2 separate regions of the Mus musculus genome follow, and region 2 is linked to region 1. A link is a loop called in an ENCODE intact Hi-C map of the cell type or tissue named here. Cell type or tissue: heart. All regions are shown on one strand. Each heading gives the region's core, and the rest is flanking DNA. Links, peaks and the distances in the headings are about the cores only.

Region 1 (5,374 bases), core at 240-5,239:
CACAGTCAAGAGCATCTAGAGAAACTGTGTTGTCAGAGTGGTATCAGGTTCCCAAACGGTCACACCACAGTGATTTGGGCCAGGTTCCACTCAAGTAACCAGAGAATGTGGGCCACCACCCTCCTCTGAGAGATTCAAAGGATCTGTTGTCCCCACAATGGGCCAGTCAGGAAAATAAGGTGCACACAGCCCTGTTTCGCCAACAGGGAAACTGAAGTCTGGAGAAGGGAACAGGTCTTGATGCAGGGGGCTAAGCAGGGGTCACCCACTGGGCTCCACCTGGTGCTGGGGGAAGCCTGAACGCAGCACGGCCTCCAGTGTGACGTTGAGGAAGCTGCCACGGTAGGGGTGATCACGGGGCGGGTCCCGAAGGTTGAGCAGCAGCGAGGCATTGCCCTTGGCCAGCTCCAGCAGCTCTGCCAGGCTGCAGATGGACTGGTTCTGAACCTCCCTGTGGTCGGAGGGTGACAGGGAGCTGGCCGTCCAGAAGGGGTCGGTCTGGTAGAAACAGGGACATGCATGCTATCATTAGGTCTTTGGAGCTTTCAAACGCCTTCCTTCCTGGCCATGGGGCATGGAGACCCGGGGCTGCCAGTGGCTGTGGATATGTTGAGCAATTGACTGTGGCCCAGTAGGGGTCTTAGGAGTGCCTGACATTTGCCTCTATGTTCCCCGCCCTATCTCCCCCACCCTCGCTTTCCAAGTGAATCCTTTGCTTAGAGCCTGTCCAGCGTGACCGTGAGTCCACTCTGTAGTCAAAGATGACCTTGAGCTCCTGTTCCGCTTTACCCTCATCTCTATTGCTGGGATTGCCCTACCCCATCAGGGTTCTGTGGTGCTAGGGAAGGATCCAGGGCTTGGTACACGCTAGGTGAGCACTCTGCCAACGGAGCTACATCCCCAGCCCTGCATCTGCAGCTTCAGCAAGTCTACTAAAGATCAGCATCCATGAGAGGGAAAGCCAATCAACAGAGACCCCACACAAGCAGTGACAGCTATGGGGTCCAGATGCAAGGGACCAGAGGGGGGGGTCACTGGCTAGCCTGGTCAGGAGCATCTGAGCTGAAGGCCACCTGCCTCCTTCTTTAGGAGCCTTCCATGTCTCCCATGCCTAAGGCAGGCCCAGGTACAGGCAAACCTTGAGGAACCACTGGCCGGCATTGAGCCTCTGCAGGACAGTCCAGTTGAGCATGGCAGCAGGCCTGCGGGCAAGCTCCGGGAACAGGTGCTCCACATTGGTGGTCCGCCTCAGGGTAGTGTCATGCATGAGAAAGGGCACACCATCCAGGCTGCAGGAGAGGATCACTGTCACCGCCCACTCAGAGATATCATCTGTTCCCATCACCACCCTCCCTACTCCCCGCCCTCAAACGACATAGCTGTTCTGTGTCCATCTCAGCTGCAGATCCCCCCCTAGGCCAGTGAGGACCTCAAAGGGTTCAAGGGACAAGTCCTTGGCTCTCTACGAAGGTCAAGTGGGGAAGACAGCTGGGGAGGGGAGGGCTGGGGAAAGTGGGTCTGTGCACTTAGCAACGATAGAAGGGAAGTACTGCCTCGCTTGATAATGGGGAAAACGGAGGCTAAGCAGGAAGCGTTTAGCTCAAGGTCCATGGCTACTAAATGGTGGAACCTGGCCTCAAACCAAGTCCTTGAAATGTCATATTGATAGCAGTGCCTGCACAGGTCCCTTAGACAACGTCCACATACTTCCCGCATCCTCATAACCCACCAGGACTGGCCACAGCTCACAGAGTTCCTTAGTGTAGAATAATAATAAAGGGCTCCCTCGCTCCCTGTTCCTCAAGAAATTTTATCCACTCCTATGGAGAGGCGTGGGGCGTATAATCTATGTGGTCTACACCAGGAGTGGTAACCTCACATATGTGGTGTAGCTGTATATTGTACACCCCGTGGGGCAGTAATTGGTGGCCCTGCCTTCTCTCCGCCTCAGGGGTATCCTTTGAGTTACCCCTGAGGTTGGGATGGGTTTCCCCGTTGGTTGACATTCGTGTTAACACAAATGCTGCATCTAGAGATGGAAATGTTCACATCACTTCCATATGATCTGTTTGTTTGTTTGTTTGTTTGTTTGTTTGTTTGTTTGTTTGTTTGTTTTGAGATGGGGTTTCTCTGTGTAGCCTTGGCTGTCCTGGAACTCGGTTTGTAGACAAGGCTGGCCTCAAACTCACAGAGATCTGCCTGCCTCTGTCTCCAGAGTGCTGGGATGAAAGGCGTGAGACTCACAGGTGTCATTTTTTTCCCAACAGGTCTGTGTCCCCACACCTAAACCCTGACTGGACAGTAGTCTGTTCTTTCTATTCTGGAGTCTAGCACAAACCTCTAAAAGGATGCCTGGCTTGTTGTGATCATCCAAGTCTTCATCCCCCCTCCTATCACCAGGGGCAGGAGGTTTTTATGAGGAGACCCAGATGCAGAGGTGGGGGTGGGGTGAAGAATGGCCACCACCCTTCTCTGCCATACTAACCTGATGGTGATGTCAGCTTGCAGCCCATACAGCCTCTGCTCCAGCGCCTTCCGGAAGGACATCACTGTGTGTTCTGGAGCCAGCTGGAGAGGAAGGACTGGTGACGGCAGAGCTAGGGTCCAGTTGGTGACCCTTCCCCAGCCAGTGGGAGGTGCCCCCTGCTAGGTCTGCCTCTCATTCTGGCTCCTTTGTGGAGTTGCTATGGGAACCCGGGCACCCACACAGCTGCTTCAAGGTTCCATGTTTTCATTTGTTATAATATGTATACCTCATGGAGGTTTGGGGGGAAGGGACAGGCAGTGTGCTGGGTATGGACTCGTATGAATATGAATGCCTGACACAGCCATAATAACAGAGTTAGCAAATAATCACTCTGATCACATTGTCCTTGCTGTATTACAGGCACTGAACAAGACTCTAGAAGCAAATGGCCTTCCCCACAGGCCTGTGGGCCTACAGTAGCTTTGGGCAGAGACTGAGTGCTTGGTCCCTTCTGGCTTAATCTCAAAGCCCAGTCTGGGGGGAGATTCTGGAGGGGGAAGGAGAGAGGATGGGGTTGCTGTGGTGTGATGAGTTTCTTCATCTATACAGCAATAATAATAATCTCTCCATCGCTACACTGGCACATGGACTCAAATTCATGCTTGACACCTAACAATAAGTTTGCAACCCTAGGGCAGATCATCACCCAGAAGGTTGACTCCAGCCATTGAGCTACATGACCCTGCCTTGCAACCCTGGGTGAATCCTCCCTCCTAAGGACCCACCCTCTCTTCAGACCTTTGGGGATATGGGAATCACTGTTCTCTGTGGGTATCTAGCTGGGCAGTGAGTCTCCTTTGGTCCTGTGCAGAGTAAATTGCCATACCTCTTCCTACCACTAGAGGTCAGCACCAAACCAGAGATTGGATTTAGACCTGGCAACTCAAAAGGCTGGCAATCATTTGTGAAGCCTTCACAGGAACACACTCGTGGTGACTCTGGCTGGACACAGTCATTCACAGTGACATGGAGAGAGCACTGGCTATCCGTGCCTCCACACCCCCCCCCGCCCCCCAAAAAACAGCACTAAAGTGTCTGCAAAATGGCTTAGTAGGTATAGATTCTTGTTGCTAAACCTGACAACCTGAGTTTAATTCCCAGGACTGCTTGGTAGGAGGGAACCGTCACCTGCAAATTGTTGGCTGAATCTCCACACGTGTCCTGAGGCATCACAATGCCACATTTTTTTGTAAAAAAAAAAGGTGTTTTGAGGGTTTTTTGTTTGTTTGTTGTTGTTTTAAAGTTGACCTTACAGAAGTAAAGAGCAGAATAATGATCAATAGAAGGTAGGAGGGGGAGGGGAGGCCGGTCACCAGGTGGAAATGATGGGCCATGTGAATGGGTTCTAGCATTCTACTGCAATAGGGTGGCAGTGGTAAATGCTAACTCCCTGTGTCTTTTCAAACAGGCAAAGGAGAGGATTCTGGACGCTCCTAACACAATGAAACAGGGTGTGATGTGACAGGTGGATCACTGCGGTGTGAGGATAATGCATTGTACAATTGAGAACCACACCGTGACTTGCAAATATGCATCACTAATTATCCTGTGTCAGGGTAAAAACCAAACAAGCATAAAATGAACGCCACACCCAGGCACGGGGCACACACCTGTAACCTTAACACTCAGGATGGGGATTCAGGTGGTTTGTGAGTTCCAGGCTATTCTGGGCTGCACACCGAGACCCTATCTCAGAAATGGGACAACAGATATAATGAGCAAGTCACCACCGCAGGATGGAGCAGCCAAATGCACAGCTTGGGAGGCTGTCTAGAGACAGCTTCATCAACAGATAAATAGCACAAAGGAGACTGGGGGAGGGGCTGTCACAGATGAAAAGGCACTCGGGGGACATGTGTCAAGCAGATGGGCTGCATGATGTCATTTGGATCATGATTTTAAAAGTCTGCACTACAGAAAGATATTTTTGGAGACAAAGGAAAAATAACTATGATATTAGGTCATGTTAAATAATTGTTAATTTGGGGGCTGGAGAGATGGTTCTGGCTGCTCTTTCAGAAGACCTGGGTTTGATTCCCAGTGCCCACATGGCAGCTCACAACTGTCTGTAATTCCATCCAGTCTCAGGGGATCCAACACCCCTTTCTGGCTTCCACGGTGTCAGGCAAAGCAACCATACACATAAAAGTGAAAATAAATACTTTTAAACATTGTCAGTGTGGTGTTATAGTCATTATCATTATGTATGTATATACATGTGTGTGTGTGTGAGAGAGAGAGAAAGAGAGAGAGGGAGAGAGAGAGAGAGAGAGAGAGAGAGAGAGAGAGCATGTGCACACATGCTTCAGTGCACACGAAGAACATCCTCTCCTTTATCTTTATGTGGGTGGCAGGGATTAAACTCAGTGTGCCGGGCTTTTACAGCAAGTGCTTTCCCCTGCAGAGCCATCTCCCCAGCCTGTTGTTTGCTTTTAAGTCCTTATGTTTTGGGCGTGCTGGCATATGCCTGTAACCCCAGCACTCAGGAGGCAGAGGCAGGAAGGCTGGCGGTAGTTTAAACCCCAGCTTGTCTCAAGCAGATCAAACCAAAACCAGGAAGTCCTTCTATGCTGGCGATACATCTGCTACCACAGACATGACATTTATTTCCCACATGCTCCTCTCCTGCAACAGCTGTTGCCCCGGTCCACCCTCTGGGGTGCTTACCATGGGAGCCCCTCGGTGGCCGATGAGGGCAGGTTTGGGGCCCAGGTCTTTTTTCTCCATGATGCAGGGAGAGGAGATGGTGAGAGGGATCAGGTAGAAGGTGAAGACCACGGCGAAGAAGGTACAAAGAATGGTGAGCTGAGAGGCTGCAGACACGGGCAGTAGGAACGTCCCATGAGC
Region 2 (5,374 bases), core at 243-5,242, 120 kb after region 1:
TTGCAGCATTAGGAAGATTGAGAACCACTGCCCAAGAGGAAGACTATTTCATTATTCACATTTAGAACAGTCCACACATCATCATCATCATCATCATCATCATCATCATAATAAAGTGAATCTTTTAAATATGACTACTCTTTGATTCTTTGCATCCAGTGTGCCCCATACTGTCTACCCCCCCCCCCCACAGGCCTTTGGTAGACAACTAGCTGGGGCTTCCTATTCAGGCCCTGGTCCCCCTTCTCTACCCCCACGTCCACTCCCTCAGACTCTTGCACTCACTTACTCCCAGAATCCTGGGTTTATTCTCCAAATCCAAGTGCTGGAGCTCCTCCCTCGAGCTCTCAGGGGATTCTTGCCTTGTGTGGCTGACTGCAGCCACCTGCCCCATCCCTTGGTCTACCCTCATTGCAGAGAGCATGCACAAACACTGCCACCTGAGGCAAACGTTGCCAACTCAGACCTAGCCAATCTTGAGCCCTCTGGTCTACAGTGCACACACTTTCTGTGTGGGCCAGGCTGACAGCTGCCACTTAAGAGCGGCGTTGCTCAGCCCGTGTCACAGACCCTGGCCATCTCAGCACATTCCTCCTTTCAAATCCCTTCTTTTTACAGCTCATGCCAGCAACACAGAAGCCCGGTGAAACTCATGGATGTGAGACACACAGCAAGGGGTCTACCACCCTGCTTGTTGGAGCTAGAAGCTGAGGTCTGCAGAGAGCTAGCAATGAGGAGCTGAGGTACCTGCAGGAACTGGAGCCTAGATCTTTCCACTTCTGAGGTCTGTGAATTTTTTCTCATAGGGCCTGGCTCACAGCAGTCTTCAGTACAAAACACTCCTTGGTATTATTCATTTATACTTCATAACAACAAACTCTGTTAGCATTTTGACAGACCCTGACAGGGGCTGTGTGTGTGTGTGTGTGTGTGTGTGTGTGTGTGTTTGGTGTGTGTTTAGTGTCTGTCTGTCTGCTTGTATGTGCACCACATGTGTGCCATGCCCAAGAAGGCTGGGAGAGGGAGTCAGACCCTCTGGAACTGGAGCTGCAGGTGGTAGGTACTGAGAATCTAACCCAGATCCTATGGAAGAACAATGAATGAAAGTGCTGAGCCAGCTCTCCAGGATCCTGGTCAGGCTGTTAGAGGAATTTTTTTTTTTGCCTGCTTCTTTTATTTTATGTTTTCCCTTTTCTTTTGGTAATATTGGGGCCGGAACTCAGAGTTTAGTCTTACAAGGCAAGTATTTGGTGTACCACTGAGCCCTTCTGCTTCTTAGAGATAAATCTACTGAGACCACCTCTTCCTTCTTTCTTTCTTTCTTTCTTTCTTTCTTTCTTTCTTTCTTTCTTTCTTTCTTTCTTTCTTTCTTTCTCGTTTTCTGTCTTTATTTCTTTTTCTTTCTCTTTTTTTCAAAATAAGGTCTCTTGGTAGTCCAGGCTGACTTTGAACTCCTGCCTCCTGCCTCCTGCCTCCACCACTGGAGTGTTTAGGGACACAGGTGTGTTGTCACCACATTGTTTTGTTTTTAATGCAGTGTTGAGAATTGATCTAGGCAAATACTCTACTCCCTGACATACTCCTAGCCCATCCCTACCTCAGGATATTTCCTTGGCTCACTATGGTTTAACTCCCTGGGTGTCAGGCTTGTCATCTATTTATTGTTTGCAATGATAGTAACCCAGAAATATATGATTGGCGGGCAGGGACACAGCATTTTGCACCATGGCCATCATTAGACAGTAGAATGATTATCTAATTAGAAGCAACACACACACACACACACACACACACACACACACACACACACACGCACACACGCACACACACATTTTTATTCTGCAGTGCCTGCTTGATCTACAAGCTCTTTACTGTATTTAGCATCTCGAGTCACCCGGGGACCTCTGACTCAGCAGCCTGCACAGTGGCAATGTAAGTGGCCTGTCTATCCTGTCCCCAATGCTATCATTGAACAACACGGGGGTAGGAGAAGGCCAGCACAGCCTCTATCTCAGCACCATAGTTAGGCAGCTGCCCTGGCCAGGCTGTCACTAGGAAAACTAAGAGTGAGAAGAGAGAGGGCCAGGCAAGGCCGGGAGACATGCAGAACCCAGACATGGCACTAACGCCCTCAGGGCTGGGCCAGAGAGACGGTAAAAGCTGGGCTTAGAAGAGACTCAGAAGTCTGTTAGATCTTTTGGGTGACCTGGGTATGATCTTAAAGAAACTCAGGCATTGTGAAGGGCCTTAGTTGCCAGCCCTCGCCCACTGACAGGACATTGGCGCCCCCTGCTGACACAAAGCTCATACACAAGAGCAGCCCTTGAGCCTGGGTTGGGACCTGTGTGCCCTGGGTGTGTGCAGCCTTGGCTCTAAGTCTACTGAACACTCTAGGCCATTATTCATTAATACGGACCTAACGTCATATTGATCTGCCAGCAAACTTTTTACCTTAGTAGTTAAATCTCTTTAACTACTTTAAATCTCATGAACTTTAGTTAGAAACGAAGGCCAGTAAGGTGACCCATCTCCAAGCCTGACACTCATACATAGGTCCATTCTCCAGACCTTTATGTTGGAAGGAAAGGACCAACTTCCACAAGCTGTCCTCTGACTTACACATGTGTGCTGTAGAATGTACGTGTCCATGCACATACATGCGCACACCTACATAAATGCAATGAAAACTTTTAAACATTAGAAAAGAGGGCTGGGGAGGTGGCTCAGTGGTTAAAGAGCACTTGCTACTTTCCCAGAGAACCCAAGTTCAGTTCTCAGCACGCACATGGTGGCTCGTGACTGTCTCTAACTCCAGTTCCAAGGTGTCTGAAACCTCTTCTGACTTCAGTAGACTCCTGCACACATGTGGTACACACACACACTCACTCAAAATGCATATTTAAAAGGATTATAAATGAGTTATATAAACCTAAAACATGCCTTTTCTTTTTTTTTTTCTCTCTCTTTGTTTTTTTATTAGCTTTAGGAAAGTGTGTGACTTAAAAGTTCAAGGTAGTTTGGTGAACTGGAGTATACAAATTAGCTTTGCAATTTTTTAAAATATAAAGCATGTGATGAAATTAGGTTTATAAATTATTTCAAATACAATCAGGACATGAACAAATAATTTTAAGAGTTCTTCTGGGGAATCGGGGTTGTCACCTGGTTGGTAGCATGTTTGCCTAGCATGTGCAAAGCCTGGGCTCTATCCCAGCATTCCATAAACTAGACATAGAAGCTCAGGCCTCCAACCCCAGCACTTGTCAGTGAAGGCGGGGGCAGCAGGAGGACCACAAGTTTAAGGTTATCCTGGACTACATTAAAAGTTGGAAGCTAGCCTGGGCTATATCAAATCTTACCTCAAAACACAAAACCAAAGCCACCTTCTGATTTTTGATGCGTCTAAGGAAAAACCAAGCAAGCATCTCTAATATCTTATCAGACGTAAAATCTGGGGTCGAAAGTGACTCTGGAGAGTGAGTCGTCCAGTCAGACCGGGGAAAGATTAGCAGTACGGGGTCACATGAATAAACATGTACTCTGGGTGTGAACATGCACCTTTAATCCCATGCTTGGGAGGCAGAGGCAGAGGCAGAGGCAGAGGCAGAGGCAGAGGCAGAGGCAGAGGCAGAGGCAGAGGCAGAGGCAGAGGCAGAGGCAGAGGCAGAGGCAGAGGCAGAGGCAGAGGCAGAGGCAGAGGCAGAGGCAGAGGCAGAGGCAGAGGCGCAGAGAGGCAGAGGCGCAGAGAGGCAGAGAGGCAGAGAGGCAGAGAGGCAGAGAGGCAGAGAGGCAGAGAGGCAGAGAGGCAGAGAGGCAGAGAGGCAGAGAGGCAGAGAGGCAGAGAGGCAGAGAGGCAGAGAGGCAGAGAGGCAGAGAGGCAGAGAGGCAGAGAGGCAGAGGCAGAGGCAGAGGCAGGCGGATCTCTGTAAGTTTGGGGTCAGTTTGGTTGAGTTCCAGGACAATCAGGGCTACACAGGAAGACCCGGCCTCAAATAATTAAAAACAAGAACAAGCAGATATACAGTTTAAATATTAGAGAATGGCTGCCACTCTTGGTGTTCTGATGTCAATGAAGCAGAGATAAGTCTGTCCCAGTGTGTCTGCCGGCTTCTATGGGAAGAGAGGCGTCTGGCCTGGCCCTGGCCCAAGCAGCGGCACACTGTGTCGAAGCCACCCCATTCATCTGTTAAATGAGATGTCATTTAAAGTTAAAGAACCTGAGGTGGTTTAACAAAGTGTGTAAACAGTGATGGAACATTTATAACCCACCAAGCTGCAGGATTCTCATGCTTAAATTATTTATGATTTGGTTTGAATACTTGAGGAGGGCTGAGACATAAATCTTCCTTAAATGAAGTTTGCTATGTTTAGCTGAATATTTGGTTTTCCTACTTTTGTAAATTAGGCATTGATTTTGAAAATCAGGTTGATTTTGACAGGGTTTCCCATGAGCAGAGCCACCCTCATGGTTATCGTGAGCCCTCACTATCCCTAGGCAGTCACAGCGTGGCTCTACCATCTCTGCCAGCCTTCCTCTGTGGCATGTGCCCACCACCTCTAGGGCAGCTGGAGTTACACTCACGGTGCTGTATCCAAGGGACAAAGGGCCCCTCCAATGGAGGCTAGGGAGGTGACAGGCTAGCAAAGTGACTGGGTTTAGTCCCTCTGGGCCACAAGGCGGCTCTTTGTCTTGGGTATGGATAGTCTGTACCACTAGATCTGCTGCCCCGAGCCAGCTTCAGATCTTCCGTGATAACATTCCTTCTACCTCCCGGCCTGGGGGCCCCACAGCGCAAACCTCTGGAAGTGAGACAGACAGGTTGGCCTGATCTTCCCTTCTGTGCTGCTTATTGCCTGAGAGGTCGTGGGCAATTACTGAACCACATGGGCCTTGGTTTCCTCACCTGTAAAATGGGGATAGCAGTTATCAGGGATTGTTAGGGCAGAGAAACAGAGGATCACTCTTGGGAACTGAACTGTATTTGTCAAGTTCTTGGGTATAAGACACCGGCACACCCAGTCCTAGGGTAACCGAAGTAATGGTTTATTGCCTTTAACTTCCAAGGATACCCTGCAGAAAGGTGGGCCTTCCTGTGACCTTTGTCCTAGTCCTCCCTGATTGTCTAACGCTGATTAGAGCCTCCTGGTGCTGCCTCCATCTGCGGTTTCTGCTTCTTGGTCCAACCTCCCCACATACTCTTCCCTGCCTGTCCCTGAAGACTTGGCTGGGTGGACTAAACTTGCTCACAAGGTCTTTGTTCACATCTCATAAGCTCACCCCTTGTCTGACTCTCTCTCCTCACACTTCGATTCTGCCATTAGACCCTCAGTGCCTGAGGGTGGAACCATGTGCCTTGTCTGAAGAAGATCTAAT

What was found. A loop is a pair of places that touch in the nucleus more often than their neighbours do. Peaks named below come from ENCODE experiments on the same cell type or tissue, not always from the same donor. Only the 100,000 strongest peaks of a DNase experiment are listed, where the experiment ranks them.
Region 2: a loop joins it to region 1, with 4 times the contacts of the local background. A loop is called at or near these places in 21 of 42 quality-filtered maps.

Annotation. Positions count from the first base shown.
Region 1 is chr7:99,448,908-99,454,281 of GRCm38, reverse strand. It overlaps Gdpd5 (glycerophosphodiester phosphodiesterase domain containing 5), which reads right to left. Exons shown (of 18, transcript NM_201352.3): 10 at 5,195-5,340; 11 at 2,486-2,568; 12 at 1,139-1,289; 13 at 280-498. Among named protein-coding and RNA genes, the nearest start is that of Klhl35, 14 kb to the left of the region's middle. In heart, for the core only: a CTCF peak has its summit at 3,355 (motif pointing right); a DNase peak (open chromatin) is centred at 3,420; H3K27ac peaks cover 489 bases.
Region 2 is chr7:99,329,894-99,335,267 of GRCm38, reverse strand. It overlaps a transcript of Map6 not described here. Among named protein-coding and RNA genes, the nearest start is that of Serpinh1, 21 kb to the left of the region's middle. In heart, for the core only: no CTCF peak of the experiment used is centred there; a DNase peak (open chromatin) is centred at 2,277; H3K27ac peaks cover 503 bases; H3K27me3 peaks cover 467 bases.